Regions from separate parts of the Mus musculus genome. Here all the other regions are linked to region 1. A link is a loop called in an ENCODE intact Hi-C map of the cell type or tissue named here. Cell type or tissue: heart. All regions are shown on one strand. Region 1 overlaps Ncoa5 (nuclear receptor coactivator 5). Region 2 has its middle 12 kb from the start of Zfp335. Region 3 holds the start of Zfp335 (zinc finger protein 335). Region 4 holds the start of Zswim1 (zinc finger SWIM-type containing 1). Region 5 has its middle 6.4 kb from the start of Slc12a5. Region 6 overlaps Mmp9 (matrix metallopeptidase 9). Region 7 holds the start of Neurl2 (neuralized E3 ubiquitin protein ligase 2).

Region 1 (4,000 bases):
GGTGGGCAGAGGCCGAGGCGGCAGCGGCGGGCCTGAGGCGGAGGAGCGGCGGGGAGGCGGCCACGCCGGTAGCGGTGAGTGCCGGGGAGCGGTGGCCGTCCGCCGAGGCGTAGTACTGATGGGCAGGCGGTTGGGGGGGCGACGGGGACGCTGAGGCGGGAGGGCCCGTTCGACGCGCGGCCTGCTCTCCGGGCACGCGCGAGGCTGCGCATGCCCCGGAGCGGGGCGCGGCTGCCTCCGGCTCCGGTCCGGTCCGGTCCGGTCCGGCCCAGACCCGAGTCTGGCGGACCCAAGTAGGCGAGCGAGCGACTGACCGTGCGCTGAGGTGGGCACCGCGGCCCGTTTCGGTCGCAAGCTGCTGAGGCTTCTTTGTAGGATCGAGCACGCCCTGCACTCGAGAGTCTGTGAAGTCGCTCGCCCGGGGCTTTGGTGGGCGAGGGGAGCTCTTGTGAGTCAGTGGCACTGGAGGGCTTCGAACCCGGGTCCAGGATACCGGTCTCGGCGGCGGTGTCCAGGCGCCAAGCAGCCTAGGGAGCGCTGTCGCCCTGGGCGTATTCTCGAGATGTCAACTTGTGTGACAGCTCGCCCATTCTATGGACGTGGACCCTAGGCCCGGAGAACCGGGCGAGAGAAATTGTGCCGGAGGTTCGTACGGACACGGCGCCGGAACCTACTGGCTTCCCAGGGCCCTTCCCGCACCCCGGTAGCGGGTCAGGGGCTTTGCTTAGGACCACGTCTCCCCAGCTTCCGTCCCTCGCGCTGCACCTTTACAAGTCCGCCTACATCTGTACTAGATACCAAATGTTAAATGTTTTTCTTTAAACTGACTCTGACCCTCCCTCCTTAAATGCATTTGTTTAAGGCGGAAATTTTGAACCCCAAACGGTATAATGGAAAGCCAGTTATTTCTCTAACGCTCATAAAAAAAATAAATACCTGTCTATTAAAATAAACACTTGTGTCCTTGTTCCTCCTGAAGTTGTGCGCTCCAGGCTTTGGGAACCGCTGCCCTTGGAGTACGGGGTTAATTGTCATGTTATGTCTTTCACTGTATATGGAATTTTTCCCCCTGCGGCATTCCAGCTCCCATTGCAATGTCCCGGGGTGTCCCGGGATCTTCAGGGTGATGATAAATATTCTGAGCTTTCTCATTGTAAAAGGTTGTCCTTTAGAAGCGCTAATCTCAGGAGCTGCAAGAACCATCCCTCAGATGTACTGGGTGTGTTTCCTCGCTTTCTTACAGTATTGTGGTGTGGTAGCCACCTTGAAAGTTCATGAAAGGATGCTTCTGCAAACCCTGATGTGGCTTTTGACCACAGAACACTTAAACTTGTATCTGTCTGAGTGTGAAAAAGCAACTTTGTATCAACATTTTGGAACAAGGCTCTAGTTTTGCCTTGTGGGGATTGGAGACCACTTGACTGATGGTTAGCGTGCATGCCTGCCTTCCTTTTGGTTTGTCTCTTCCATTTAGCTCGTCTTTCCTCTTTCATATATTTTTTGAGCCCCTAGACATGCATTAGTCTCTACCGAAACATAGGAGACTGCTTCTCCTTGTATAATGTGCTAGCAAAACAACCACATTGCAAGACTAAATGGAAGGTATTTTTCTAGATATCAGCAGTTTCATGTCCCATTAGCTATCTGATCATAAATTCAGTTTTTAAAAAGTGTGAGAGCAGATTTACTTTATTTTCTGAAAGGAAATTCAGAAAAGCCAACTTGGACCATTCCAGATACCCCAGCACCAAGGGCTGTATGACAAGAAGTCTGTATTTTGGGGGGCTGACCTCAGGTTGAGCACAGAATAGAACTAAACATAAGATCATCCATTGGTCCCAAACTTCTCAGGAGCAATAATGTACAAAGAAGCAAGGGAAATTTGATTTGACTTGGAAGTCCCATTTCCGAACATCAGCAAGTGGAGCCTCATCTACCAGTGCCCCAAGCTAAATAAACAATGCTTTGCTCTGAAACTTTATTGTAAATAACTATTCCAGGCATTCCATGCCTGCGGCCTGCAGATGGCAGTGCCTTTAAAAGCTTCCTGCACTGTGAGAACTGAATTCACCTGTGCATTTAAGAATGGAAAACCTTTTACAAAAAGGAAACCTTTGGAATGTGCCCTTCAGTTTTCTTCAGGTTTTGACTCCCCACGTGACAAATGTTGTCTCTGTTTCTAAACTCACCATTGGTGCTTAGTTGCAAAGGGAATCCTCAGCTAGCAGTGCACATGGTAAATACTACTCTTTTGTTCTCTAAGTTGGTTTGTAAGATGGGTGCATTGGTGGTGTTATATGTGTTACAAAGTTTTGTGCATATACAGAAATGAGAGCTCAGTAAAATTGAAAATTTCTTGCCCAAGAACACGTTCAAGATATTGTTGGAGATGAAAGATTTCAAAAGAAAAAGTAGCTATGTTGTATAGTATCCACAGTACAGGAGTTCTGAGGCTTCTTTGTATGCTAACCTCATGCAAGTATGTCGCAGAGATGACAGCAATCTCATTATGACTTTCCCTTTGTCTTCCCATGAACTCTTCCAGTTCAATGTTCCCCCAAAGAAGAATTCTTTCTACTCTATTGCTTCCTGTGTTTTATGAATGATTAGTCTTTGAGGCTAATACTTTTAAAGCTCTCTTTAAAAGTATTTTTAACAAATGTTTTGTGTGTGTGTGTGTGTTAAAAGATTTGTTCTATGAACAGCATATACTGTTGGCTAGACTATTCTGCTTAAACAGAGTTTAAACTGTCAGATAGCTAAAAGAGCAGTGCCCAATGGGAGATGATCCTCTGTTACTCTCACTGATAGACATTTTAATGAAAGGTAAGGGTAATAAGGCAGTAAGTACCAGGGTTCCAATAGCCTGTTTATTCCTTCAGCTTATGCAGTATAACATACAGTTAGGCCCTTTATTTGGAAGTCTCCCTAAATCCTGTTCAGCTAGAAATAACCCACAAACATTAACTGTCAGAAAGAAAATGATGTGACAGTAGCTAAAACATGGAAACACACAATCCCTGAAAACTGTAAAGTGTAATCACACTGTGACTTCCATAAGAAATAGGACCATCAGCACAGATTTCCAGAGGCCTAAGTTAGTTAACTACATAGTTATGGGCTCTCTGGTCCACATCCTAGACGATCTGATGGCTTTCCTTTAATATACTGTTGTGGGTCATCCAGATGCTGTTTGTATTCTGATGTTAATTCTGCTTCCCCAAGGGGTTGCCTCTGAGAGCAGCCCATCAAGTGATCTCCTGTGAGCCTTCTCTCCATTTGAACTGGTCAGTAAACACCTGTGATTGGGCAGGTAGAAGAGGATGAGAGGGAAAGGAGAGGGGACTGAAGAAGAAGAGGAGGAGGAGGAGGAGGAGGAGGAAGAAGCCATGATGGACCAGAACCACTTGGCCAGGAGAAACTGCAAGTAGCAAAGTGTCTTATAGCTGGGGAATAAGTTAGGCTAGTATTAGATCTGCCCAATCTAGGCTTATAGCATATAATTATAATAATTGGATTGTGTGTTTTTATATGGGCTTATTGGAGTTGGAAATTCCAGCAACAAACTGAGTTTATTGTTTTTGAAGCATGTTATCCAGCTCTCTGGCAATGAAGTGCAGACTGCTAACTCTCCAAGCCATAGCTAGGAGTTATTGCTTTGTTACTGGGGTCCTCTTTGAAGCATTTTGTTCTACTATCTAAATGCAACTTTTGGGAAAAAATTAAAATGGCCACATATCTACTTTCACATCCACACTGATAAATCAAAGTGGAGTAAATCTGAAGTTATCAAACAGACATTGGGATCTTTGTAGACATTCCTTGTTAGGAAAAGGCATTTTTCTGAATGTAAAGAGTTAGTTATCAAAAGGTCCACAGGCATTCTAAATATTTCATATTCTCTCTAGTTTAGACTATACTACAACTTAGTCAAAAAGCCAAGGAGAATCTAGTTTAAACTACTAAGCTGATGCCATTTTTTTGTTTCGGCTTTTCAAAA
Region 2 (4,000 bases), 110 kb after region 1:
GAGGCACCCCTGGGCTGGTGGTCCTGGATTCTACAGGAAAGCAGACTGAGGAAGCCAGTAAGCAACACTCCATGACCTGTGCATCAGCTCCTGCCTCCAGGCTCCTGCCCTGGTTGAGTTCCTGTCTTGACTTCCTTTGATGATGAAGAGTGATGTGGAAGTCAAATAAGCCCTTTCCTCCCCAAGCTGGTTTGATCGTGGTGCTTCGCCTCAGCATCTGTAACACGGAGGCTCTCGCACCAAGCTTGAGATGGCATTAGTTTTTTAACATTACCGTTTTGAGTGCTGTGTTCATATCTTTTGATGTTCATTCCCTTGCAATGTCTCATTGAAATTTTGGAGTTTCCGATTCCCAGTCTATACCCAAAAGAGTCCGATAACCGCACAGAGGGCCTAGAAGGTGTATGCAAGGCAACCCGACAGACCGTAGGGGAATGCAGGGTACTTACCACCCTACGTGGCAGGGGAGTAGAGACTGAAGAAAATACATCAAGATTAACAGCTGGGTGTGGTGGTGCACGCCTTTAATCCCAGCACTCGGGAGGCAGAGGCAGGCGGATTTCTGAGTTCGAGGCCAGCCTGGTCTACAAAGTGAGTTCCAGGACAGCCAGGGCTACACAGAGAAACCCTGTCTCAAAAAAACAAAATAAAACAAAAAAAGATGAACAAACTTCTGGTGAGATGGCTCAGCTGGTCAAGACCTTGTCAGCAAGCATGGTCAGAAGAGAAAAAGAAAGATCTGACCTCCACAGCACACAGTGACACACACACACACACACACACACACACACACACACACACACACACGTGATTGGAGGCGGGTGCTTTTTGAGACAGGGTTTCTCTGTGTAGCCCTGGCTGTCCTGGAACTCACTCTGTAGACCAGGCTGGCCTTGAACTCACAGAGATCTGCCTGCCTCTGCCTCCCAAGTGCTAGGATTAAAGGCATGCACAACCATGCCTGGAAAAAATTATATATATATTTCATCAACACATTAAAGAAGCCATTTGGCCTAGGAAGAATGGAAGCCCTCCCCTAACGTGGGCTACATACAGTGAATAGATTCGCAGCCCGGCAAATTTGAGCATATGCTTGCCTCTCCAGCTCACTAGCTTGTCCACTCCCTTTCTCAGGAGTGCCCTCTTTTTGAAACTCTATTTGCTGGCAGCTTTTTAAAATAGAAAGTATGTGTGTAATGTATTTATCTGAGTTTATACCCATGGGTGGAGTGCATGTGGAAGCCAGGGGAGGCATTAGGTCCTCTGGAGCCTGCTGTGAGCCCACGGCTGAAATCTAAGGTCGCTATGAGCCCTATGCACTCCACTGCTCAGCTGTTTCTCTAGCTTTCCCCTTTTAAATAAACAGCTCTATTCCTATATCTGACCATGAATTTCTGGCCCAATCTTTTGCCCCGGGATGCATGAAACCTGTGCGAGTGCCTTGCCGCTCAGACCCAAGCCTGTATCACCCTGACTTTGCACTGGCTACCTACTCTCAGCTGGCACTTTCCAGTGCTCACAGGACCCATAGGCTGGACCTACACCAGGTCTCCAGGCAGAGTCAGCGGGCTCCCCCTGCTGTAAGGCTAGGGAAGTGAGCAGACAGACCTGGCATCCCTCCATGAGATCTGCCTCTAGGGCTCATTTAAGCCCTACTCCACTGAGACATGAATAATTGCCTTCCCTCCTGGATCCAAAACCGTAACACAGATATTCTAATGGCTCCCATTTCTGGATCCCTTGTTAGGGATGGCGAGGACTCTGCTAGACTCAGACTGTCCACTAATCACTCTATGACCTCTGGCAAGACACTGGACCTCTGGGTGACTCAATTTCGGGAACAAAATAGAAACAGTCTATCACCCAGTTCAGAGGCCTGCTTTGAGGATAAGAGGTAAAGTGTAAACTGCTGAAAGCGTACCCAGCACGCAGCCAGGATTAGTCCCTGTGAGGTGCCAGACCTGGAGCTAATGAGTGCTGCTGCGGAGGGCTACAGGCTACATTCTTTTAATTTACTTATTTAACTTAAGAATACTCTACTTAGCCGGGTGTGGTGGCACACACCTTTAATCCCAGCACTCAGGAGGCACAGGCAGGCAGATTTTTGAGTTTGAGGCCAGCTTGGTCTACAAAGTGAGTTCCAGGACAGTCAGGGCTATACAGAGAAACCCTGTCTAGAAAAACAAAACAAAACAAAACAAAACAAAACAAAACAAAACAAAACAAAACAGAATACTTTACTTGTATGCATGCCTGTGCCCCATGTGGCTGCCTGGGGGCTACCAAGGGCAGAAGAAGACATCAGATCCCCTGGAACTGGAGTTAGAGATGGTAGTGAACTGGTCAGATGGGTGCTAGGAATCAAACCCAAAACAGCAGCCAGTGCTCTTGACCACTAAGCCATCTCTCCAGAACCTAGCCAACCTTCTTTCTCTTGATTGTAGCATCTAATGTCACAGCTCAATGGAGCAGAGGGACTTATGTTAACCCCTACTTTACCAGAGAGGAAACAGGCACAGAGAGACTAAGCCAATCAAGGTGACAGGGCTTGCCTTGAGCCCAGGCAAATAAATGTACCAGCAGCCACTCCTTAGCCACTGTGTCCCCAAGTGCTCATGAGACAGGCAGTGGCCAATATCTGAATGGGGAAAAGAAAGCTCAGACAGGAGACATGACTTAGGTCACAGAGCTAATTAGCACTGGAGCCTGGCCTGGACTTGACCCAGTTCTGTCTCCCCACATTGTCTCGTGTAATGCCATGACAACCGAGCAGGAGTGATGGCCCTGCGTGTGACACATGAGGACACTGACCTGAGAGGTTGACCCTCTCAGAGCCACATGACCAGAATGCAGGGAGCTTTGTGTTGAAGGTAGACGCTGGAGTTGGGGCCCAGTGCATCCTTGGTGCCTTGCTGAAGTTCCCTGCACTATCTTGTCTTTGTGACTATCCACCCTGGCTCCAAGGTAATGCCACTTGCTTCCAGGCCAGAGAGCAGCTGTCAAAGGCCCCGTGCCATGCTGCCGCTCAGCCTGGCCTCGACATCCATCCTCCTGTTTTATCCACTTTTGTGTTGCTGTGATAAAACACTCCGAGAAAAGCAACTTGACTTTCATTATGGCTCAGTCTGAGATATAGTCAATCCTGGGACGTGGGGAGCCAAGGCAGCAAAAATCTGGAACAACTGGTCACATTGCATGCAGTTAGGAAGAAGAAGGGAGTGGATGCTTTTGTTCAGTCACCTTCTTCCTCTGTATGAAGTTCAAGGCCTTGTCCAGACAATGGTACTGTCCACCTCACCAGGACAATCCCTTGCAGGCATGCCCAGACCTCCTTACCAGGCAGCTTGCCTCCTGTCGGGTTGATAGTGTTAAGTCACCGATAGCCTCTGGAGGCAGCTTGTACGAGGCCCCAGGTGCTGGAGGACAGAGAGGGTCCCGAATGCAGATCACCTTTGCACAGCCTCAGTGAGCATGCCCTTCTCAGAGCTCTTCATTTGTCTCTGGCACAGTATGTTCAGCATCTGTCACACAACTTCATGTGTCACCACAGGTCCAGAAGTTCCCACCTTCACTTCCAAGGTGGTCTCCTGAACCGTGTAACACTGCAGGACTGGGCTGATATTCTGTGGTATCTGGGGCAGAATAGATGGTCCCGAAGCACTGGGCAGAATAATGTCACCATGTCACTAACTCAGTCCTTGTTTGGTGACTCAGTGGAGATGGGTTAGACCCCCCACTCTGCCAGTGTCTGGAGCTACTGCAAAGCAGACATGGTCCAGGCTCCCTGTTCAGCAGTGAGATGTTACTCTGTGTAGTTACCGAGCAAATGGGAGCCCCATATGTTCATCACTTAACTTTTGCAGATGCCATCTGATACATTAATGTCATCCTAAGGGTTAGAAGTAAGGGGGCAGAGGGGACGTCAGGAGACCCCCCCCCCCCCGCCGCCCCACCCCAGTGTGGAGCCTGGCTCAACCACAGAGCCCAGGACTCAGCTCTT
Region 3 (4,000 bases), 120 kb after region 1:
AGCCCAACCCGGGAGAACCCGATCTGGCTCGAGTGGAGCTTTAAGCTACAGGTGAAAAACCAGGAAAATGACTGACGTTCCCTCCCCTCTGGACACCTCTAAACCATCCCAGGTCGCGACGGTTCTCTAAGCGACCCCTGGAGGTGTGGCTAGACGCTGGGGGCCACACCCACGAGAGCCGGGCGCCTCCGCCGCGCCTTGTCCGGCGAGTCCGGGCTGGGACCTGCGTGACGTCATGCCACTTCCCGTGTAGCCCTCCGCCACACGAAAAAGTAGTCCCCGTACCCAGCTGACCTCAGCCCTAACACCGGGCAGCATGTGACTTCTAGAGTCCTCCTGGACCCGACGACGGCTCTGAGTCCTCCGAGAGGCCTTCTGAAACCCCGCAGATCTCTCTCTCCCGGGGGGACGGCGGCGGAAGTAGTTCCGGTTCGAGGGCGGCCGATGGGTTCCTCCGCGACGGGGGTGAGAGGATGGCGACCTCGTCGATGCCGGAGTCGGAGAGCGACACAGCAGCCAGAGGCTCAGGTTAGCGGCAGCCGGAGGCGGGCTGCCCCTCCGCACACTGCCGTGCACCGGGGCCCTGCCGCGAGGCTGCCGGGTGGCGGACTCCCGGGCCGGCGGGGCTGTCCGAACAGGGCCCCGGGGTCCCAGGCCCTTTAGCCGCTCTCGCATTTGCCTGAGCGGAAACCCAGCGCCGCCACAAGATGGCGCCGGGCCTGGAGCTCAGGCAGCGCCGGGGACAGCCCCGAGACACCAGGCCCCGCGACCGTCGCTGTCAGCCCCCTCCGCAGGGGAGTCCGGGGAGGGGGAGTGAACCACTGACCCCGGGGGCCTGCGGGCTGTACCACCGGCTCCTCATCCGAGGGGACACGGGGGCCGGAGCGCCGGGCCGCTGTGTCCGCCCAGGGTCGATTCATGCCTCTGGGAGGAGCAAGGAGCCGTGATCACCCACCGGGACCACCCTTCTTCCCAAAGGGTCCTAGCCTGAGAGGCCAGGCGTCCCTATTCTTTTCTGGAAGGTTCCCTTTCCAGGAAACCCCGTCCCATCTAGTCCGATGCTCAGTCTTTGCATCTGCAGAATGGGCACACCGGTGCATCTGGGTGGGTTCTGCTTGGCCGGGCCCGAAAGGTGGACCACTTGTTGCAACCATGGTCGTATCGCCCAGCAGAGTGAAAGCCTCAAACCCCGCGCTTCGCTGTCAGTCGGTCCCCAGAACCAATGGAGGAGAACGAGGTGGAGAGCAGTAGCGACGCGGCCCCTCGGCCCGGCCAGCCTGAGGAGCCTTCTGAGAGCGGCCTGGGTGTGTGCACCTCGGAAGCTGTGTCCGCGGACAGCAGCGACGCTGCGACCGTCCCAGGATTAACGGAGGCTGACGACTCTGGCGTCGGGCAGAGCTCGGACGGTGGCAACCACTCTGTGGTATGGATCAGTGTGGATGGTGTGGGCAGGGGGACCGTCAGCAAAGCCTACTTGTAGAAAATAACTGTTTTTGAGGCAGACGCCAAGCCATGCCATGCCAAACTGCTGTGGTCGGTTTTGACAAGTCCCATGGCTAAGAGACATACTTAAACCACTTGTTTCCAGAATCTTCAGAAAGGGAAACTGAGGCAGAGCGTGCTTGCTATCGACAGAGCCAGAATTATCCATGGTCTTACCCAGAGCCCTCAGGCTCCATGAGCCCGGTTCAAATGTTGATCCATCTCAGTTATCTTAGTCTTCCCATCTGTCAAATGGAACGGGAGGGCCGGGTTCTATGGGTGCTAGGCTGTAAGGGGAAACTGAGCCATGTTTTCCTGACCCATTACTTTGTGATTTGAGCAGGTTACCCAGGTTCTAGCCCTCATCTTCTCTGTTAAGTGAAAATTAGAAACATAGTCATCTCTGGTAGCTTCATAAGTAATTTTGCGAGATGGGGATTGTATCTGGACTCCACTTGATGGAGATATGAAGTAGTGGCCCTGGGTGTGCAGTTTAGGGTTTCATTATGTCAGCAGAAGTGGGCCTACCCTGGGGGTCTAACTTATGCTATATTACAGGGTTACTGCTAGGGACAGGACAGGTGTGGTCCAGGTCCTTGCAGAGAACACAGATTGGTGTGGAAAATGTTGAGGTGCGGGGGTGGGCTGGGATTGTGCTGAGGAACTGGGTCCATAGAGGAAAGCTTCTCTTCTCAGAGAGTAGACCCAACCTGTTGTCATTCCAGTGTGGTGAGGTGACTGGTCTCTGAAGGGAAGTGTGCAGGAGCAGAAAGGTCCTGAGTAAGGTCCAGCTTGCCCTCTAGAGGGGGCAGTGCCTAAATGGCTGTGAGAAAGCTGGGTAGTGATCATGGAAGAGAGTGCAGCAGGGGGAGTGGTTGATGCAAAAGCCCAGTGACAGTTGTGCCTCCTGGCTGTGGCCTGTGGTCTAGAGAGCTGCTGCTTTCCCCCCTGGGGTAGTTCCTGACTATATCTGTGGGCCCTCACAGGAGAACCCTCCTGGGCCTCTGTAAGGCTGAAATGTGGGTGGGTGGCTTTATTTGTTGTTTCTGGGGTATCTACAGGCTGCTCTGTCCTGCCTCACGCCTGGCTCCTGAACTGCCCTCTGCTTTCTACACCTAGGAGGAGGTATCTGAGAGCATCTCAACAGACCCTTTGCCTCATGGCTGCCTCCCTGATTCATCTTCTGTGTCCCGGGGACCAGTAGCAGAGATGCCTGGTGGCCCCCCAGCTCTGGTGCATTCCAGTGTTCTCCCAGACCCCAGCATGCTGGTGTCTGACTGCACAGCCTCCTCTTCAGACCTAGGCTCTGCCATTGACAAGATCATCGAATCTACCATTGGTCCAGACCTCATCCAGAGTGAGTAGGGAGAGGGTGTGGCCCTGTCCAATCCCACAGCCATCTGTGTCAATGAATGAGTGAAGATGAACTTACCTGACTGTGGAGTGTGTAAAGGGAACTGACAACTGTCTCCTAGTGGGAAACAACACAAGTATCAAGTACAACGTCACTGTAAGTTCTTAGTATGATGCCAGGATGTCACAGTGCTCAGAAGTAGGGAGAGTTGTAGCTGGGGCCAGTAAGATGGCTCAGCTGGTGATAGTGCTTGTCAGGTAGACCTGGTGACTGCCGCTAAACCCACATAACAGTGGAATGAAGCAACCAACTCCAAAAAGTTGTCATCTGACTTCCGCACGCATGCCCATATACACGCATGAAGTACGTGCAGCAGTAACTAATTCTAAGACGTAGAAACAGTTGTAGCTGGCTTTGTACTGCGGGTAGTTATGAACACTTGACATATAAGAGGGGGCAGATCTTCCAGTAACCTCCAGAGGAGATGGCTGCCATTAACCTGGTCCATATGAGAATTATAAGGCACGAGAGAGAGACACCAAAAAATGACTGGGTAACAGTGACACTGGTAAATGGAGGTTTCTCCTGGGCAGTAAACTCAGACAGGTAACCCCTTGTTCAAGCTGCTAAGTACTGTGCTGGGTCTTTAGGTTAGGGACTTGCATACAGCACTAGAATCCCACAAAGCTCTGGTATGGTCTGAGAAGCATTCTGAGACATGGTACCTGCAGGATCTGTGTCCTGAGGAAGTTTAGAGAGGATAAAGGACGACTTGGCCCATTTGTCAAAACCCTGTCCGCCAGGGTAGCTCTGGCTGGCATCCTGGTGACTGGGCTAGCACGTCACCTACACCAGGCCTCACACCAGCCTGCAGTGGGTATGTCCAAGGTGCTCTCCAGTTGCCAAGTAGAGTTCAAGGGTGTGGGCCTATTGTCAAGGTCCCTCTGAGAGTGTCACCCTCCACCCTTTCTGCCAGGCTGCATCACTGTGACCAGTGGTGAAGAGGGAGGAGCTGAGACCACACAGTACCTGATCCTGCAAGGCCCGGATGACGGTACAAAACTCCTAGCAGTTCCTGGGAGCCTGTAGTGGATGGGGCAAAAGACAAGACTCCATATGACCCTGGGGGGTTAGCCATTGCCCTGGCCTCTGACAAGATGGCCT
Region 4 (4,000 bases), 210 kb after region 1:
GCAGCAGGAGGAAGTGGGGGTCCACCAGGATGGTATTGACTCTCTCCCATGCTGGGTTAAACTTTTTGAACACCTGGAACATCTGGGCCAGGCCTCTGGCATCTTCATTGGTAGGGATGGCAAAGTACACAGCTCGGGCAAGAGGACCCTCAACCTGGACCCGGGGTCCATCTACCAGGAAGGTGTACAACACCTTGCCTCTTGGGTTATAGGTCCGGTGGATAAATAAGACCTCAGGGAAATGAGCAAAGAGGTCTTGCATGAAGCAGCTTTGGTAGTTGAAGGCATCTAGCTGAGGAGTCTTGCTAATCTGGTGCAGCATAGGTGGGCTGGAGTCCTTAATGAGTAGACCATTCAGCATCGTGAGGGCCATGGAGTGCTGCTGGCAAGCGTCTAAAGCCCAGGCTAGGATCCTTCCTCTGCAAGATCGACGGCCGTCAGGGAAGCACTACGTTTCTCAAGTGCCACGTAATTTGATGCTTGAAGCTAGACTGTAGTTTTAGGTACGGTTTTGGATGGGCCTAGGGAAAGGAAGAGACACTTAAGAGAGTAGGTACCTGGGTTTTTAACTATCTATCTGGACAATATCTCAACACTTATCAAACACTATATATCTTCCAGGGGCAGATATACAACAAGCACATAAGGACACATTGGTTGATTATAAAAACCATAAAAATGAGAAAGAGGCCAGAGAGCATGCTGCGGAGGGCAAGGCACATGGGCTACAGTGGGACACTGAGGGAGATTTCCCCGGATATGAGGGATAAATAACAAGCCAGCCCAGGAACTAAAAAGGGCAGGAAGTCACATGCAGTGGTGTACCTTTGTGATCTAAGCTACCTAAAATGCTGAGACAGAAGCGTCACCAGGCGTCACTGGATCAGCTCAAGACCAGCACAGGCAATTTAGAGAGAACCTGTCTTAAAAAAACAAAAAACAAAAACAAAACCCCTAACAACCACCACACACTCATGCATGCAAAAATCCCGAACCAACCAAACAAAAGAACTAGGGAATTGGGTGTGGCACCAACACCTGTAATCCCAGCACCTGGGAGGTGGAGGCAGCAGGGTCAGTTCAAGGTCATTCTAGACAATAGGAGATCATAATAGCTCACTGGCAGTATAGAGGATTGAAAACACATGGCCAATCCTAGCACTTGGGAGGCAGAAGCAGGCTGATCTCTGTGAGTTCTAGGCGAGCCAGGGCTGTTACACAGAGTACCCCTCTGTCTCAAAAAACAAAACAAAAAAACCCATATGGCATGTGGACCTTCTTTTTCTACAGAAGGATTCTGCTGTGTAGCTCTGACTTGTCCACAGCAATCCTCTCACCTCAGCTTCCAAGTGCTGCAAATAAGGCATGTGTCAACATTTAATTCTTTTTTAAAAATCATTCTAAATATTTGCATGGCCTTTCTGTTCACAAATTCTTATAATTCTTACCAACTTTTTCTTTGGTCCTGGTATATACCAGGAAAAAAAAACTGCTCAAAATTTGCTGTGAAATATTGAGCAAGCCAATTGCCTTCTCTGAAACTTGATTCCTTTCACTTTATTTATTTTTTTCTTTTGGCTTTTTTCGAGACGGTTTCTCTGTATAGCCCTGGCTGTCCAGGAACTCACTCTGTGGACCTCGAACTCTAAAATCTGCCTGCCTCTGCCTCCCAAGTGCTGGGATTAGAGGCATGCGCCACCACTGGCCGGCAATTCCTTTCACTTTAAGGGGGCTAGCATGTGTGTAACCTCTCCTGCGCCTACACATATCCTGATTGGATGTAATGCTTTATGCAAATGTTTCCCATTTGGCTCCATTCACTGTCCCCATTTCGCCGATGAAAGACTCAGGTTCAAAGACACATGAAAGACTGAGGTAGAAAGCATAGGCTATCTGTCCATCATTACAACAGCTGGAAGCCGAGCTTTGGCTCCAGATCCTGATGGCATCCTATAGAGTCCCAAATTATGGATCAGGAAGGGAAGGCGGCCTCTGACCTCACCTGAACACCGGTGGGGGACGCGGAAGGCTGAGGTTCGTGTTCAAGCCCAGCGGAGCCGAAATCCACCTTCCACTGGTGGAAGCTGAATGCACTAGTCGCTGAGACCCGGCTTCACGCCTCCACGGCCGAGACCATTCGCGCACCGGCAGACGCGGCAGCCATTCCTCCCACTGGGCCCGCCTCCGACTGACTGACGTCCAGCCTCGCCAATCACCACGCCAGCTTCACAATGACTCAGACCAAAGGAGCTCGCTGTGGAACTTGGGAGTTACGGACCAATCCTGGACTGGCAGCTCCTGGACGGGGCTGTTGCCAGGGTTACAGAGGCTCGGCCAGAAATCACCAATGAGAGCTTGTGGAAGGATGTTCAAGCCCGGAACAGGCCGCCCGAGGGCGAAGCCTCCCTTCGGTCTAGGGGGCTGGAAAGGCGGCACCTTTTAAAGGCCAAAATAAAAATAAAAAAGAGCAGTGTTTTATACGGACAACATTTAGTTTGTCGGCTATCGAGCTGTCAAGCTCCGTAGATACAGAATGGTGGAAAAAGGTGCAAATGTAATCCTGCATTCTTTGCCTTGTGGAGAAACTGAGGCTTGTAATTCCGGTTATTCAGGGTCTGAGATAGGATCAAGAATTTGAAGCTAACTCAGGCAACCTAGTAGGACCAAGTCTTAAACAGCTGGGTGTGGTGTCACACGTATTTAATCCTAGCACTGGGGAAGCAGAAGCCAGCCTGGTCTACATCAAGTTCCAGGCTAGGCTTCTCTCGAAAATAAAATTAAAAAGTTTAAATTAGGAATTTGCCCACAGCGTCCCAGCAAGTGGCTTGCAGTAAAATCTAGGATTTAGGTCGGTCTTTCCTCCTGGTCCCTGACAGGACAGAATGAACAAGACAAGCTACCATCTGTGTTGTAGGATAGGTTGGTAGGAAGAGGGCAGAGTATGGGGGTGCATTACTAACCCTCTGAATGTCAAGTACCCCATTAGACAACATTCATGGTTCCTTTAAAATGACAACGTTTTGAGGCCGCTAGTCTGGGCTACATGAGGCCCCGTCTCAAAAAACACAAACGTGAAACAAAACAAAAACCGACTTTATTAGTGTGAATAAAAATACGTAACAGGTATTTTCTAAAGAGCAGCAACAGTTGACAATCAAGGGCTACCCTCCTCCCCCTCTGTCTCTGGACACAAAGCTCCTTTCCGGGCCCATTGTGTTTATCCTAACCTGGGCAAGGGTTCGTCTGTGTAGGCTGGGAAGAAAGGAGCATGCCCTTTCATATGGAATAACTTTGGCTTTGAACAATGAACAAGGTGTCTACAGAACGCCAAAGGTAGGGCTGAAATGAGGCAGGGTCAAAGGATTGTCACAGTGGAGTCCCTCTCCCCCGAGTTTTAAGATCTTCTTAGCCCTTACCTAGGAAGACACTGATAAAAATACTGACCTACAGTCTGACCCACCACTTTGAACTGTCCCAAGGTGGTTCTGAGATGGGTTCACTAGTACAAACACTTCAATCATGAACCATGGCTTCAGCAAGAGGGGGGCTGTCTGCTTCCTCTAGCTTTCCCCAGAGGAAAGGGAGGCAGCCCACGTCTCTGAAGTCAACTGGCTGCTGACTGGACTCAGGCAGCTGATAGGGGTCTGCCCAGATGTCCACAATCTTGCGCAGGGTGGAGCAGCGCTCCTCCAGCTCTGGCCCCTCGGTCTGCATCAGCAGGTTTGCCAGCTCCCTGCTTAGGTCCCGAATCATGTGGTTCTGACCTTGCTTTTCAGGCTGATCTGTGTTTGGGATGATTCCACGGTCTTGCAGCTCCCCATTGGGGTCAAGGAGGTGCTGGTATTTCTTCTGCCACCGGCAGCACACCATGGCTTCCCCTACTGGCTGCTGGCTGGTATGCAACAGAGCCAAAATGTGGCGGCATGGCAGATGGTAGCACTGTTGAAAGGAGCAGCTGCAGCTACAGCCATCTTTGCTCACCTGGTGTGAGTTCTCTAGC
Region 5 (4,000 bases), 71 kb after region 1:
AGCAGGTGACACGCCAAGGGGCAAATCCTATCTCCTGGGCCCACTGTAAAACAGGATGCTCACAACACGTGTGGTTTGCCAAGCTCTCCCCATTGGCACTCCCGGCCTTATACATGCTGTCACCGCTCCCGTTGGGCCTGGAGACAGAGGTGGGGAGAGCATCTCTTTGGGCTGCTGACTGACTGACTCTTATGTCTAAAGACTGACACAAAAGCAGCTGTGGAAAAGATAGCAGATGCTAAGTCCCCCGGGGAGTGTTCATCTAATTCTCAGTTCAGTGACCTTCATGCGGGATGTGCTTGAGGTCATCTGAGGGCTTGAGTGGTAAGGAAGTCACCCAAATCATGGCAAAAGGGGACTCTGAGTGACCTCAAGGATGCAAACAGGGAAACAGACACACTGCCATGGCTGTCACACACACTGGCAGGACAGTGTGTCATGTAAGAACTCACTGAGTACCTGACAGGCCACGCAAGCTGCCGAGAGATAGTCACATCAAGACATGCGCACACAGCCCCAACCACAGGCACACAACGTTCCACACACTTCCCACATACAATTTGGACAGTCAAATTCCAGGTCTATATTTTACTTCAGTGGTGCAGGTGTTTGGAGGGTGTAAAACGGAAAAACTGAGCCATCACCTTGGGACACGAGTCCCCAACATCTTATTCCCTGGCCAAGGTCTGAGGAACAGGAGGAGAGGTGGCAAACATGGAGGAGACGGAGAAGATTTAGAGCCACATACTCTGATGAGCACTGGTCACTCACTGCTAGGCTTTGGGCCTAGAATTGAGAACACAGAGAGAAAGAGACACGGCCTCTGTCTTTAATGTGCTTGAACCAGCATCCTCTGGAAATGTGCTCTGATGGACAGGCTGAAGGGGAATGATGGCCTCTTCCTGGGAGCAAGGGAAAGTGAAAGGGATAGCAGAAGCAGTGGGACGAGAGCTAGAACTTACAGAATGAGCTGGAGTTTTCCCAGCTTGTGGAAGTGGGGCAGGGTGGGGGTGGGGTAAGCAGGATGAGACATACCAGATGCAGATGAAGAAGGAAACTGAACGACAGGCTGAAGGGTTTGGCCTTTATCCGATAGTGATGGACATCTTAGTGTGGGATGGGTAGACCTGGCTGGCCGCCGGGAGAGCAGAGAGGAGGCTGTGGCCCTGGATGTGTGAGCAACATTACAGGCTTGGACCAGGAGGGTGGGTGGTGACCAAAGAGGAGAAATGTAACAGAACTCTGGATCAGTTTTGAAGGTCAGTGGCCAAATCACGAGAAACGATTGGATTTGATGAGAAGAGAAAACAGTGATGAGGTATTGAAATTTTTGATTCTGAGCCGTTTGATGAGCCATTTTTTTTAAAGGAGAAACAAGGGAAGTGACAGCAAAGAGGGAGAGCAGGAAGAACCCCGAGTGTTCACAATCCGTGAGGTGGTTGGGTCACCTGACTGGAACCTGCGGGAGTCCAGACCTGGAGTTGTCCATACCTTGAGGAACCATCTGAAGGAAACCCCCCAAAACAGGCTTGTTAGCTCCAGGCAATGCGAGCTCACCCGCGGCTCATGAGCGACCCCTAGCGACCAGGGAACTAACTCTCTCTCTCTCTCTCTCTCTCTCTCTCTCTCTCTCTCATCTTTTCCCGGCCTTGGGGCCGCTCCAAGCCTATTCGACCCTCTCTCCTTCCAAAGGAGAATGGCACAGAGCTAGGACGAGGGGAAAACCCTGGAAGTGACCCTTGCAGAGGGGATTGTTTCTGTAACCAGGATGTCACTTCTTTTCAGAGAGCCAGAAGGATCCCTTGGCCCTCTCCAGTGTAGCTGAGTGTGACTTCATTACAAGATCACTGAACTCTGCACCCCCATCTCCAGCTCAGCTAGCTCCTCCCTCAGACGGAGATGAATGCCCAAGGACTGGGACTGGGTCCTTTGACATCCTTCCCAGACCTAACTGCCTACGATTCAAACTAATTTCCCTGTCTGCGGTCTCCTTTAGGGGATACCCAGGCATTCCGACTCTCTAAGAAGAGACAGAAGACTAGAGAATCCGCTGGGCATCAAGGATCCGTTAACGTAGCTTCTGCCTCAGCGACCCCACCCACCCAACCTGGTCCTCCTTTGATCCTCCCAGCCCAATCCGTTCTGTTTGGCCCCCCAAATCGACCTAGGCCTGCTTCACCGCAGCTCTGGACACCCCAATCTCATAGTCCCCGCTCCTTGGTCCCACTCCCTCTCCTCAAGGTCCCCACCTCCTTAATGCTTGGGCCTACTTCCCTCCAGACCCAGACCCAGGCCCTCAGCCTCCAGCTCGCCCCTTCCTCCCTAGCCCCTGCCCAGGCTCTTTTCCTGACCCTACTTGCTCCCCTGTGGCCCCGCCCACCAGGATCCGGTCACGCCCCCTCGCCCTTCCCTCTAGGGCGCCCCAAGTCCTTGGGGCCGCACTACTGTCCGCTCCCTGCAGCCCCCTCGCCCAACCCAGGCCCCGCCCCACTCTGCAGTGGCCCCGCCCTCTCGCCCCGCCCCCAGCTGTCCCGCCCCCCCCCCCCCCCCCGCGGCCTCTACCTTTGACGTCTTCCCTCGGGAGCCGGCGGGGATCGGCCACCGAATGCCGGCGGGACTCTGGGTCAGCGGAGGCGGCGGACGCTGCGGGGGGCAGCGAGGTGACCGTGAACCTGCGGCTCATGGCGCGCGGGGCGGCGGGATCGCACAAGTGGCCGCAGCCGGGCTGCTGGAGCGCCAAGAGCTTCCCCGCCTGCCGCGCGCCGCGCCGGGTCCTAGTGCCCGCTGTGCCCAACCTCCCCAATCTGGCCACTTCTCCTTGTGGCCCCGGACTCTGAGTTTCACCAGAAGAGCCCCTGAGGAGCCCACCCATATATGAGTCATTTCTCACGGAGGACTTCCCCACCTCTGCTAGGTTCTCCTGAACACCTGGGCTCGTTCACTCAGCACAAGTTGATGGATCACTGTTATAGGCAACAGAGACCTCTGCCCGTACAGTAGTGACCATTAACTGCTTACTTGCCTTCCTGATTCTCATGTTCTAAGGAGGACACCAGAGGAAGTGTGTGAGCAAATAGGTAGATATGAGACTATGCCATATCTGAAGAAGGAAAATTGGGGCCACTGATGAGGAGAACTAGAGAGTGACCCGAGAGAAGGGGTCCCAGAAAGCATAAGACTTGAGCTAAGATCTCACTTGTAATGAGAACTAACGACGCAAAGGTCTCTGGGAAGAAGAACTCAGCAGAAGCAGCAGCAAATACGTGGGTCTAGAGATAGAGCTCGGTAGAGGGATGCTTGCCTGGCAGGCACAGGACCCTGAGTTTAAGCCTAGGCATTCTCGAGTAACAAGGACAAAGGCCTGGGGTGAGAAGGAACCTGGACGGTTCACGAACCAGTAAGGATGGCCACTGTGTCTGCATTGAGTGAATGTGATAGACATGAGAAAGACAGAGCAATCAACCTCTTGAAGGCTGTGCGTGCTGCTTGTTTTTTGTTTGTTTTTTTTAAAGATGTATTTATTATATGTAAGTACACTGTAGTTGTCTTCAGACACTCCAGCAGAGAGCGCCAGATCTCATAACAGATGGTTGTGAGCCACCATGTGGTTGCTGGGAATTGAACTCAGGACCTTTGGAAGAGCTGTCAGTGCTCTTAACCGCTGAGCCATCTCTCCAGCCCCGTGCGTGCTAGTTTTATTTCAACGTGGCAAAAACTAGAGTCATTTTAGAATCGGGAAATCCAACTGAGAAAATGCCTTCACCAGATTGGTCTGTAGACAAAGCTGTGGGTCGTTTTCTTGAGTGGTACCACCCCTGTGCGGGTGGTCCTGGGTGCTATATGAAAGCAGGCTGAGCAAGCCATGAGGCGCTAGCCAGTAAGCAGTGTTCCTTCATGGCCTCTGCTTCAGTTCTGGCCTCCAGGTTCCTGTCTCCAGCCTTTGCTCTGACTTTCCTCAGGGATGGTTGGGATTGGGACTTCTAAGCTGATATTAAACAAA
Region 6 (4,000 bases), 80 kb after region 1:
TCTAGAAGAGATCACCAGTCTGTACCTGGCCAGCTAGCACCTTTCCCTCGGATGGGGTTTGTGTGTGGTGGTGGTGGTGGTGGTCTCTAGAGACTTGCACTGCACGGTTGAAGCAAAGAAGGAGCCCTAGTTCAAGGGCACTGCAGGAGGTCGTAGGTCACGTAGCCCACGTCGTCCACCTGGTTCACCTCATGGTCCACCTTGTTCACCTCATTTTGGAAACTCACACGCCAGAAGAATTTGCCATGGCAGAAATAGGCTTTGTCTACGGGAAACAAGAACACACAAGAAAGCTGAGTCCTCTGCTCCCTCATCATTGACAAAAGGAACAAGATTTTTACAAGCACCTGTGGTGGTTTGAATGAAAATGGACCCTATAGGCCCATAGGGAGTGGCACTTATGAGGTGGGAGGGGGTGTGGCCTTATTGGAGGACCTGTGTCACTAGGGTGGGCTTTGAGATTTCAGATGTTCACGCCAAGCCCAGTGTCTCTCTCTTCTTGCTGCCTGCTGCTGAGGTAGAGCTCTCAGCTACCTCTCCAACACCACGTTTGCCTGTGTGCCACCTCGTTTCCCACCATGAAAATAATGGACTGAGCCTCTGACCTGTAAGCCAGCCCCAATTAAATCTTCTCCTTTGCCTGAAGAGAGGCAGCCCGGTGACAGTTTAAGTGGGAAGTCTTCCAAATAGGGGACAACGGGCCCGAAGACCTTAAGGGATGGAGGACCTTGATCTGTTCAAAGAGCAGCCAGCCTCGGTGGAGCACGGAGGATGTCAAGAGAACGGGGAGGAGACGAGAACTTGGACACACAGGCAAGGCCGTGTGAGTTTCTTCTACCTTCGTATCGTTTGGGGTCACAGTCAGAACCTCTGCCCTCCTCTCCTAACCCTCCCCACTCTTGAAGAATATATTAAAGGTTACTGGGTTACCGGTATGGTTGGAGGGAAGGGTATAAAGGAGATGGCTGAAAAATAATACATTTGGGAGGTTTGAGCCTTTGAATTAGCCTAACAGAGCTCCAGATAATACATTTTACAGATGGGGAAACTGAGGCCCCAAGAGAGGTAGTGACTTGCCCAAAGACACTTTCTTGCCTCTCCACGTATCCCTAGTGGCAGTCCTGCACATTATAGGCCCTTGGCTACTGTTTAATAATCAAGGAACGAGCCTTCTAGAGAGCTGCGTTCTCTACTGGAGTTCCCGGAAAAGAATGATATGCAAGCAATCCGGACCTTAGGTCCGGGCTGTGTGAACTTGGGGTGCTCTCTATATGGCTCTTATCTAGAACATTCCCTTCAATCTCCAAGGGCTTGCTCTCTCCTGCTGAGAAACTAGCCAGTCGCTAAGAGAGGGAGTCCAGTGTGGGAGACATTTCACGAAGGGACCCTTCCCGGCCAGCCTCAGCAGCCCTCACCTTGGTACTGGAAGATGTCGTGTGAGTTCCAGGGCACACCAGAGAACTCCTTATCCACGCGAATGACGCTCTGGGGATCCACCTTCTGAGACTTCAAGTCGAATCTGCAGGAAGGTGGACAAGCGATGAGCCTCTCCCGCTCCCCACCCCAGAGCTGCGGGAGAGTGGCGCTAGGGCTCCCCCTACTGGTGGCCTCGGTCGCTCTTACCTCCAGACACGCCCCTTGCTGAACAGCAGAGCCTTCCCGAGACGACGCGGGAGAAGCCCGCTGACGTGGGTTACCTCTGGGCCTAGACCCAACTTATCCAGACTCCTGGGGCCCAGCACGGTCTTGCCTGTGTACACCCACATTTGACGTCCTGCGGAAGAGAAGGGTCAGTAGACACTAAGGTGTGGCACAGTCTCTTTGAAGGGCAGGAGGCAGGAGCCAGAGAAGCTAAGTATCAGAGCTACTCAAGGGGAATTGCAATTCAGTACCGTCCGTCCGTCCGTCCGTCCCCCCAATGTCAAATCTTATCAGCTGGGCAGGGGCGCTCTTTTGGAGTCGCAGTTTCACGGGTTACACTAGGTGTCTGTCCTAAGCTGACGGATACTGAGGGATCGATGAGCTAGAGGGGCACAAACTAACCAGAGAAGAAGAAAACCCTCTTGGTCTGCGGATCCTCAAAGGCGGAGTCCAGCGTTGCAGGCAGGGCTGGCCACGTGCGGGCAGTAAGGAAGGGGCCCTGTAATGGGCTTCCTCTATGATTCAGGAACTTCCAGTACCAACTGAGAAGAAAGGAAATATCAGGGCCCGAGAAAGTTGGTGGAAGACGCAAGCAGGATCCTCTCCAAACCCCCTCTCTCACCCACACACCCTCCCTGCTTACCCGTCCTTGAAGAAATGCAGAGCGCCCTGGATCTCAGCAATAGCATCAAAAACATCCACATTGCAAGGATTGTCTGCCGGACTCAAAGACTCTGTAGAGGCCTCAGAAGAGCCCGCAGTAGGGGGCGCTGTAGGGCCAGGTGAGGGGGCGCCTGTAGGGCCAGGTGACGGGCTGCTTGTGGGGCCAGGTGAGGGGGCGCCTGTAGGGCCAACCGTGGGGCCCACTGTGGGATAGGCCGTGGGAGGTATAGTGGGACACATAGTGGGAGGTGCTGTCGGCTGTGGTTCAGTTGTGGTGGTGGCTGGAGGCCTTGGGTCAGGCTTAGAGCCACGACCTAAAAACAAGACACTAGATAAGACACACTAGTCAGCATTTCTCTGTAGCCCCAGCCTACCACCAAGCCCAGCAATGGTGCCTTCAGTCTTCCCTTGAAGCTAGAGGCTACACGCAGCAAGCCTCTTCTCATATGCCAAGCCTAAGTGTCCAGAACTGAGCTCTGTGAAGATATGGACTGGGTTCTCAGGACCGAACAGGCAGAATGTCCCTCCCTTCCCCGAGTCAGGCAGGGAGAGAGTCTTTTGGGTGACCACTGTGTCAAACAGTGCTGTGAGCTGCCTCTGACTCCTAAGGGCAAACATTCCTGGCCTGCTATGCCTTTAAAAGCTCCTTTGGGGGCTGAAGACATGGCTCAATAGTTAATTAAGACCACTGGCTGCTCTTCCAGAGGACCTGGGTTCATTTCCCAATACCCACATGGCAGCTAACAACAATCTGCTTCTCCAGTCCTAAGTGATCTGACGCCCTCTTCTGGCCTCTGCTGGCATTGCACATACCTTGTGCACATACATTCAGGCAAAACACCCATAGAAATATAAATCAACTAATCTTTGGAAGTTCCTTTGGGTCAGAGCTTTAAGTAGCCCAGGTTGGCCTGGAGCTTAGTGTATCGCTCAGGCTAGCCTAAAACTCATGGTAACTTTTTTGTCGCAATCCCCCCGGGTTCTGGGATCACAAGCTTGCTATGCCACCACCCAGCAAATATCCCCATTTTTCAAAGGTTAATGATGATCAAAAACAAGACAAGACAATCAAATGTCACTTAATAAAGTCAGGCATCATTCTACTTCAGTTAACCCTATCAAAGCCTTATGAGAGCCACGCTATTATCGCACGCCGCCACTTTATATGGGAGGGAAGTGACACACCTAACTAAGTTCACCTATGAAGTGGCTTGGCTGACCCTTCTTGCTGAGGAGGATCAAACGCAGGGCCTCATGTCTGCTTTGCATCATTCAGTATGTAATCTAACCACTAGGCTGCACACCCAGCCCTGGGCTGGCTTTTGAACCCGGGCCTAGAGTGCCATCTCCACTTACTGGGCACTCAGGCCCTGACCCAGATAGATATTGAGGTTCCGTTTCTCCCCTCTCCTCTTCCTACAGCTGAGCCACATCCTTCTCTCTGCTCCTCGTCTCTGTCCCCCAGCCTCACCATACAGATACTGGATGCCGTCTATGTCGTCTTTATTCAGAGGGAAGCCCTCGAGGTAGCTATACAGCGGGTACATGAGCGCTTCCGGCACGCTGGAATGATCTAAGCCCAGTGCATGGCCGAACTCGTGCGCTGCCACCAGGAACAGGCTGTACCCTGGAAGGTAGAAGGAGTCTGAAATGCCACCAGCCCTGGCTGCTCCGCCTTGACTGCCAGGAGGTGACT
Region 7 (4,000 bases), 200 kb after region 1:
AAGCGCTTCAGAGATAATGAGTTCAACCCATTTTATTTTGTATAAGAGGAAGTGGACTGGTTGAGTTTACCAGAGCACATGACAGGGCTCAAAGTGGACTCTGAGGCCATGCTCTCCTCCTAATCAAGCCATCTCTGGGGAAACGGGGAATGGGGCAGGTGGTCAGGCAACAGACTCACCTCTGTGTCATTGGTCACGTACATCTTGTCATCCGAGTAGGAGAAGCCCACCCCAGCTGGGGACTCGATATACAGCACGTTGGCAATCTAGGGGGAGGAGGGAATGAGCAGAAGAGGGGGTCCCCAACCCTTCAAGTACCCAGACATCCCTAAGAGACCCACAGCTCCAGGAGTACCAGGTTCCAAGCATAGGGGTTGTACTCCAGGGTGACACCATCTGGCTGGATCTGGGGAGGAAAGACAGAGAGGCCTGTGAGGGTGCCGGTTAGCAGCTGGGTGGAGAGAAAGAGCCACAGTGCGTTTCCGTATTCTCACACTCCATGAGAGGTACGGAAAGTTAGGGCAAGGGCCACCACATAAAACAGAATTGTTAAGGAAAGCAAACTTAGGCCACAGGTTCCTTCTCCCCTTCCCCTTCCTGCCTTTTCCTTGAGCTGTCTCTAACTAGTCTCCTGCCCTCTCTCATGGGGGAGGGGGATAGTGGTCAACTCACCAGAAAGGGGCCGTGCTCTGTAAGCAGCCCATCGAGCGAGCTGCAGCCGGGACCCCCGTTAAGCCAAAGCACCACGGGGCTGTTCTTTGGGTCGTTCTGCGACTCCACAAACCTGGGAAGGATAGGAAAGGATTGGTGTGAGTCCAGGTCCTGCCTGGGGTCGTTAGAATTCGCTCGTCCAGTTATCATGCCCTCCTAGGAACTTTAGGGCCAAGCCAAGCACCAGTAGTGGAAGTGCTTGGAGTCCGATGCTCTGAGGTAGCCGGAGTATTGCCGGAAAGAGGGCTGCTTGGCCAGGCCGGGGAGACAATCGATTTCATCCTGGTCCGGAGCTGCTTCGTTCCGGGACGCCCAGGACAGGAGCAGCAACAAGAGCAGTGGAGACAGCGCGGTTCCGGGCATCTGCAGGAGGAAGCATCGGTGGAGGATGTTTGTTTACCAGTCCCCCCAGATCCCTTGCGCTTCGGTGCAGCAGTTCCTGGGGAGACGATGGCGCACATCTCCGGGAGAAGCCCCCGCTCGGATCCAACTCCGGGCCACAGAGCCACCTTCGCTGCCCACCAGTTTGGGCATCTCCGTACCTCTGCTTCCTTGCGTCCTTGCTCTCCAGGAGGCGCCTTTGGACTGGAAGTCATGTGTAGCTCTGGTCACGTGAGCATCTGCATCACGTGACAGTTTGCTCATTGTTCACTTTTTTAATCTGTGGGCCTGAGGGTCGGGAGTGGTCAAAGTGCGTGGCCCTGAAGGTTATTAGTCAGGGTGCCAGAGATCAGGTGATCTTGGTGTTGACAGAAGGGTTCCCCAGGCTCCTGGGGACCCCTTACTGGTGACAAGCGAGAAAGCGGCGCTAGGACCCCCAGGCAGAGCTGGGGGAAGTTAGAGAAGGGGGAAATGCCTTACATGGTTCATCCACCCCGCCCCCGCGGTCACAATCTGAGCCCGCTGCCCAAAATAGCCCTTGGCATGAGCTGCCCTGTTGCACGGCTTGGAGATGGCTGCTCCCTCCGAACACGTAGGACTGGGTGGCCCACGGAGCCCTGCGCGCCCAGAGCCCCCTCCCACCCGCTTCCACCAAGTGCATGGAGCCAACATCCGCATGGACCCCTCAGGAACGCGAGCCACACGCGTGGAGAGTTTCGCCCACGGTGTGTGCTTCAGTCGTGAGCCCCTGGCCCCCGGCCAGGTATTTCTAGTGGAAATTGAGGAAAAAGAGCTGGGCTGGTGCGGGCACTTACGTCTTGGCCTGACCGCTCTGGATCCCGCCAGTCTGGCCGCTGTACCCGAGTTTTCACTGCCTGACTTGGTCAGCCTTGGCCACAGTTGGGTCTTCGCTATCACACGCCACCACAACCGTGTGCCCCGGGAAGGTCAACCAGAAGCGGAGGCAGCGGTCCCCAGTGGTCCCCAAGCCCTACTGGTTGAACCCTATCTGCGCATCGAGCAGTTCCGAATTCCCCGGGACCGTCTGGTGGGCCGCAGCCGGCCAGGGCTTTATAGCCACCTCTTAGATCAGCTCTATGAACAAAACGTGCTGCCTCCTACAGCGCGCCGAAGCCGCTTGGGTGTTCTCTTCTGCCCCCGTGAGGATGGGACCGCCGACATGCACATCATCATCAACGGGGAGGACATGGGCCCTAGCGCCCGGGGGCTGCCAGCTGCTCAGCCCCTCTACGCTGTGGTAGATGTGTTTGCTTCCACCAAGAGCGTGCGTCTGGTCCAGCTGGAGTATGGCTGTAGGTATCCCACCCCTGGAGTGACCTTCTGGTTCAGTGTAGGGACGGACACCTGCTAGGACCCCACAGCCAGCTAATAAGGCCTTGCAACTAGTTTTGAAGATGCACGGTCTGCCTTGGGCACCAGCTTGTGATTTTACGCACATCACACCTTGGCTGTGGGCCCGCCTGGTATATTCATCTCCCCTAGTTGACTGAGACACCCTGCAGGTTCCTTTTGGTTTGGACGATGTGGATGTGGGCTTTTAAAAAAATATTTATTGCCGGGTGTGGTGGCACACGCCTTTGATCCCAGCACTCGGGAGGCAGAGGCAGGCGGATTTCTGAGTTCGAGGCCAGCCTGGTCTACAAAGCGAGTTCCAGGACAGCCAGGGCTATACAGAGAAACCCTGTCTCAGAAAAAAAAAATATTTATTTTATGTATAGGAATACATTGTTGCTGTCTTGAGACACATCAGAAGAGGGCACTAGATCCCATTACAAATGGTTGTAACCACGTGGTTGCTGGGAGTTGAACTCAGAACCTCTAGAAGAGCAGTCAGTGCTCTTAACAGTGAGCCATCACTCTAGCCCAAGTCTGTGGTTTTTAAATTTTGTCCTGGAAACCAAGTCAGGTTCTCATGCACGCCCCAGCCCGGAAGACAGGGATTCTAAAACTGATTTTAGGCCAGAGACTTGTTGAGAATTTTGTGCGTTTATTTATTTTTGGTTTTCTGAGACTAATTTACTCTGGAGACAAGGCTGCTCTGGATTTCAGTAAGTAGCCCAGGTAGGCTCCGGATGGACTTTTTACAGTCTTTTCTGCCTCAGCCTGTGGGGATGGTTGGGATTAGCCATGAGCCGCCACCTTTAACCACATTCAGCTATGTGTTGTGTGTTTTCCTTAGAAAAATGTTCTGAGATTTGGACATGTGGGTTTGGAGCTGTCACAAACTCCAGGTTGAGAAATTCTTTCTTTTTGTTTTGTTTTGTTTGTTTGTTTGTTTTCAAGACAGGGTTTCTCTGTCTAGCCTTGGCTGTCCTGGAACTTACTCTGTAGACCAGGCTGGCCTCGAACTCAGAGATCCGCCTGCCTCTGCCTCCCTAATGCTGGGATTAAAGGTGTGTGCCACCATGCCCGGCTCTTTTTGGTTTTTTGAGACAGGGTTTCTCTGAGTAGCCTTGGATTGACTGAGACTCGGATTGACAGCTTTTAAAATCAGAGGTCTAGCCAGGCAGTGGTGGCACACACCTTTAATCCCAGCACTTGGGAGTTAGAGGCATTTCTGAGTTCGAGGCCAGCCTGGTCTACAGAGTGACTTCCAGGACAGCCAGGGCTATACAGAGAAACCCTGTCTTGAGAAAAAAAAAAGAGGTCTAGCTCATTGTCGCTCAGCGAACCTTTCACTTACACCTCTGGTCGTGCGTCATGAATTCGTTGAGCTGGAACCTGCTATTTTACTGTGCTGTGGTTGCATAGGCAAAGCAGACAGAAAGCTGCTGAGTGAAGGGAGGAGGGTCAGTTAGGCTGTGTTATAATGGCAACAGGTCTGATCAAAGTCCTCAGAAAGAGGTGTTATGTCAGCTATACAAGCAGCCCCGCCAGGCAGACTCAG

Evidence for each region. A loop is a pair of places that touch in the nucleus more often than their neighbours do. Peaks named below come from ENCODE experiments on the same cell type or tissue, not always from the same donor. Only the 100,000 strongest peaks of a DNase experiment are listed, where the experiment ranks them.
Region 2: a loop joins it to region 1, with 4 times the contacts of the local background. A loop is called at or near these places in 12 of 42 quality-filtered maps.
Region 3: it touches region 1 in a loop (2.6-fold over the local background); 12 of 42 quality-filtered maps call a loop at or near these places.
Region 4: a loop joins it to region 1, with 2.9 times the contacts of the local background. A loop is called at or near these places in 6 of 42 quality-filtered maps.
Region 5: it touches region 1 in a loop (4-fold over the local background); 15 of 42 quality-filtered maps call a loop at or near these places.
Region 6: it touches region 1 in a loop (4-fold over the local background); 15 of 42 quality-filtered maps call a loop at or near these places.
Region 7: a loop joins it to region 1, with 2.6 times the contacts of the local background. A loop is called at or near these places in 6 of 42 quality-filtered maps.

Annotation. Positions count from the first base shown.
Region 1 is chr2:165,030,757-165,034,756 of GRCm38, reverse strand. It overlaps Ncoa5 (nuclear receptor coactivator 5), which reads left to right. Exons shown (of 8, transcript NM_144892.1): 1 at 1-74. Among named protein-coding and RNA genes, the nearest start is that of Ncoa5, 2.0 kb to the left of the region's middle. In heart, a CTCF peak has its summit at 2,030 (motif pointing right); a DNase peak (open chromatin) is centred at 466; H3K4me3 peaks cover 1,704 bases; H3K27ac peaks cover 1,245 bases.
Region 2 is chr2:164,922,234-164,926,233 of GRCm38, reverse strand. No RefSeq gene overlaps it. Among named protein-coding and RNA genes, the nearest start is that of Zfp335, 12 kb to the right of the region's middle. In heart, no CTCF peak of the experiment used is centred here; a DNase peak (open chromatin) is centred at 1,573.
Region 3 is chr2:164,908,045-164,912,044 of GRCm38, reverse strand. Zfp335 (zinc finger protein 335) reads left to right here and starts at 295. Exons shown (of 28, transcript NM_199027.2): 1 at 295-528; 2 at 1,173-1,423; 3 at 2,602-2,839; 4 at 3,813-3,890. The coding sequence starts at 1,223. Zfp335os (zinc finger protein 335, opposite strand) reads right to left here and starts at 612. Exons shown (of 2, transcript NR_166490.1): 1 at 295-612. In heart, CTCF peaks have their summits at 700 (motif pointing right) and 2,285; DNase peaks (open chromatin) are centred at 184, 434, 714, 2,224 and 2 weaker places; H3K4me3 peaks cover 2,538 bases; H3K27ac peaks cover 1,753 bases.
Region 4 is chr2:164,821,203-164,825,202 of GRCm38, reverse strand. It overlaps Zswim3 (zinc finger SWIM-type containing 3), which reads right to left. Exons shown (of 2, transcript NM_178375.2): 2 at 3,076-4,000. The coding sequence ends at 3,514. It overlaps Zswim1 (zinc finger SWIM-type containing 1), which reads right to left and starts at 2,517. Exons shown (of 2, transcript NM_028028.2): 1 at 2,003-2,517; 2 at 1-521. The coding sequence starts at 373. In heart, CTCF peaks have their summits at 1,705 and 2,428; a DNase peak (open chromatin) is centred at 2,242; H3K4me3 peaks cover 1,583 bases; H3K27ac peaks cover 966 bases.
Region 5 is chr2:164,959,566-164,963,565 of GRCm38, reverse strand. It overlaps a transcript of Slc12a5 not described here. Among named protein-coding and RNA genes, the nearest start is that of Slc12a5, 6.4 kb to the left of the region's middle. In heart, a CTCF peak has its summit at 1,576; a DNase peak (open chromatin) is centred at 2,665; H3K4me3 peaks cover 1,362 bases; H3K27ac peaks cover 1,057 bases; H3K27me3 peaks cover 1,853 bases.
Region 6 is chr2:164,951,038-164,955,037 of GRCm38, reverse strand. It overlaps Mmp9 (matrix metallopeptidase 9), which reads right to left. Exons shown (of 13, transcript NM_013599.4): 8 at 3,776-3,931; 9 at 2,285-2,618; 10 at 2,044-2,183; 11 at 1,624-1,774; 12 at 1,416-1,519; 13 at 1-265. The coding sequence ends at 132. Among named protein-coding and RNA genes, the nearest start is that of Mmp9, 4.8 kb to the right of the region's middle. In heart, CTCF peaks have their summits at 1,599 (motif pointing left) and 3,091 (motif pointing left); a DNase peak (open chromatin) is centred at 1,637; H3K4me3 peaks cover 784 bases; H3K27me3 peaks cover 4,000 bases.
Region 7 is chr2:164,831,104-164,835,103 of GRCm38, reverse strand. It overlaps Neurl2 (neuralized E3 ubiquitin protein ligase 2), which reads left to right and starts at 1,508. Exons shown (of 2, transcript NM_001082974.2): 1 at 1,508-2,405. The coding sequence starts at 1,664. Ctsa (cathepsin A) reads right to left here and starts at 1,331. Exons shown (of 15, transcript NM_008906.4): 1 at 1,254-1,331; 2 at 896-1,074; 3 at 673-784; 4 at 356-406; 5 at 180-266. The coding sequence starts at 1,307. In heart, CTCF peaks have their summits at 413, 1,279, 2,050 and 2,251; DNase peaks (open chromatin) are centred at 283, 1,343, 1,473 and 2,243; H3K4me3 peaks cover 2,847 bases; H3K27ac peaks cover 2,469 bases.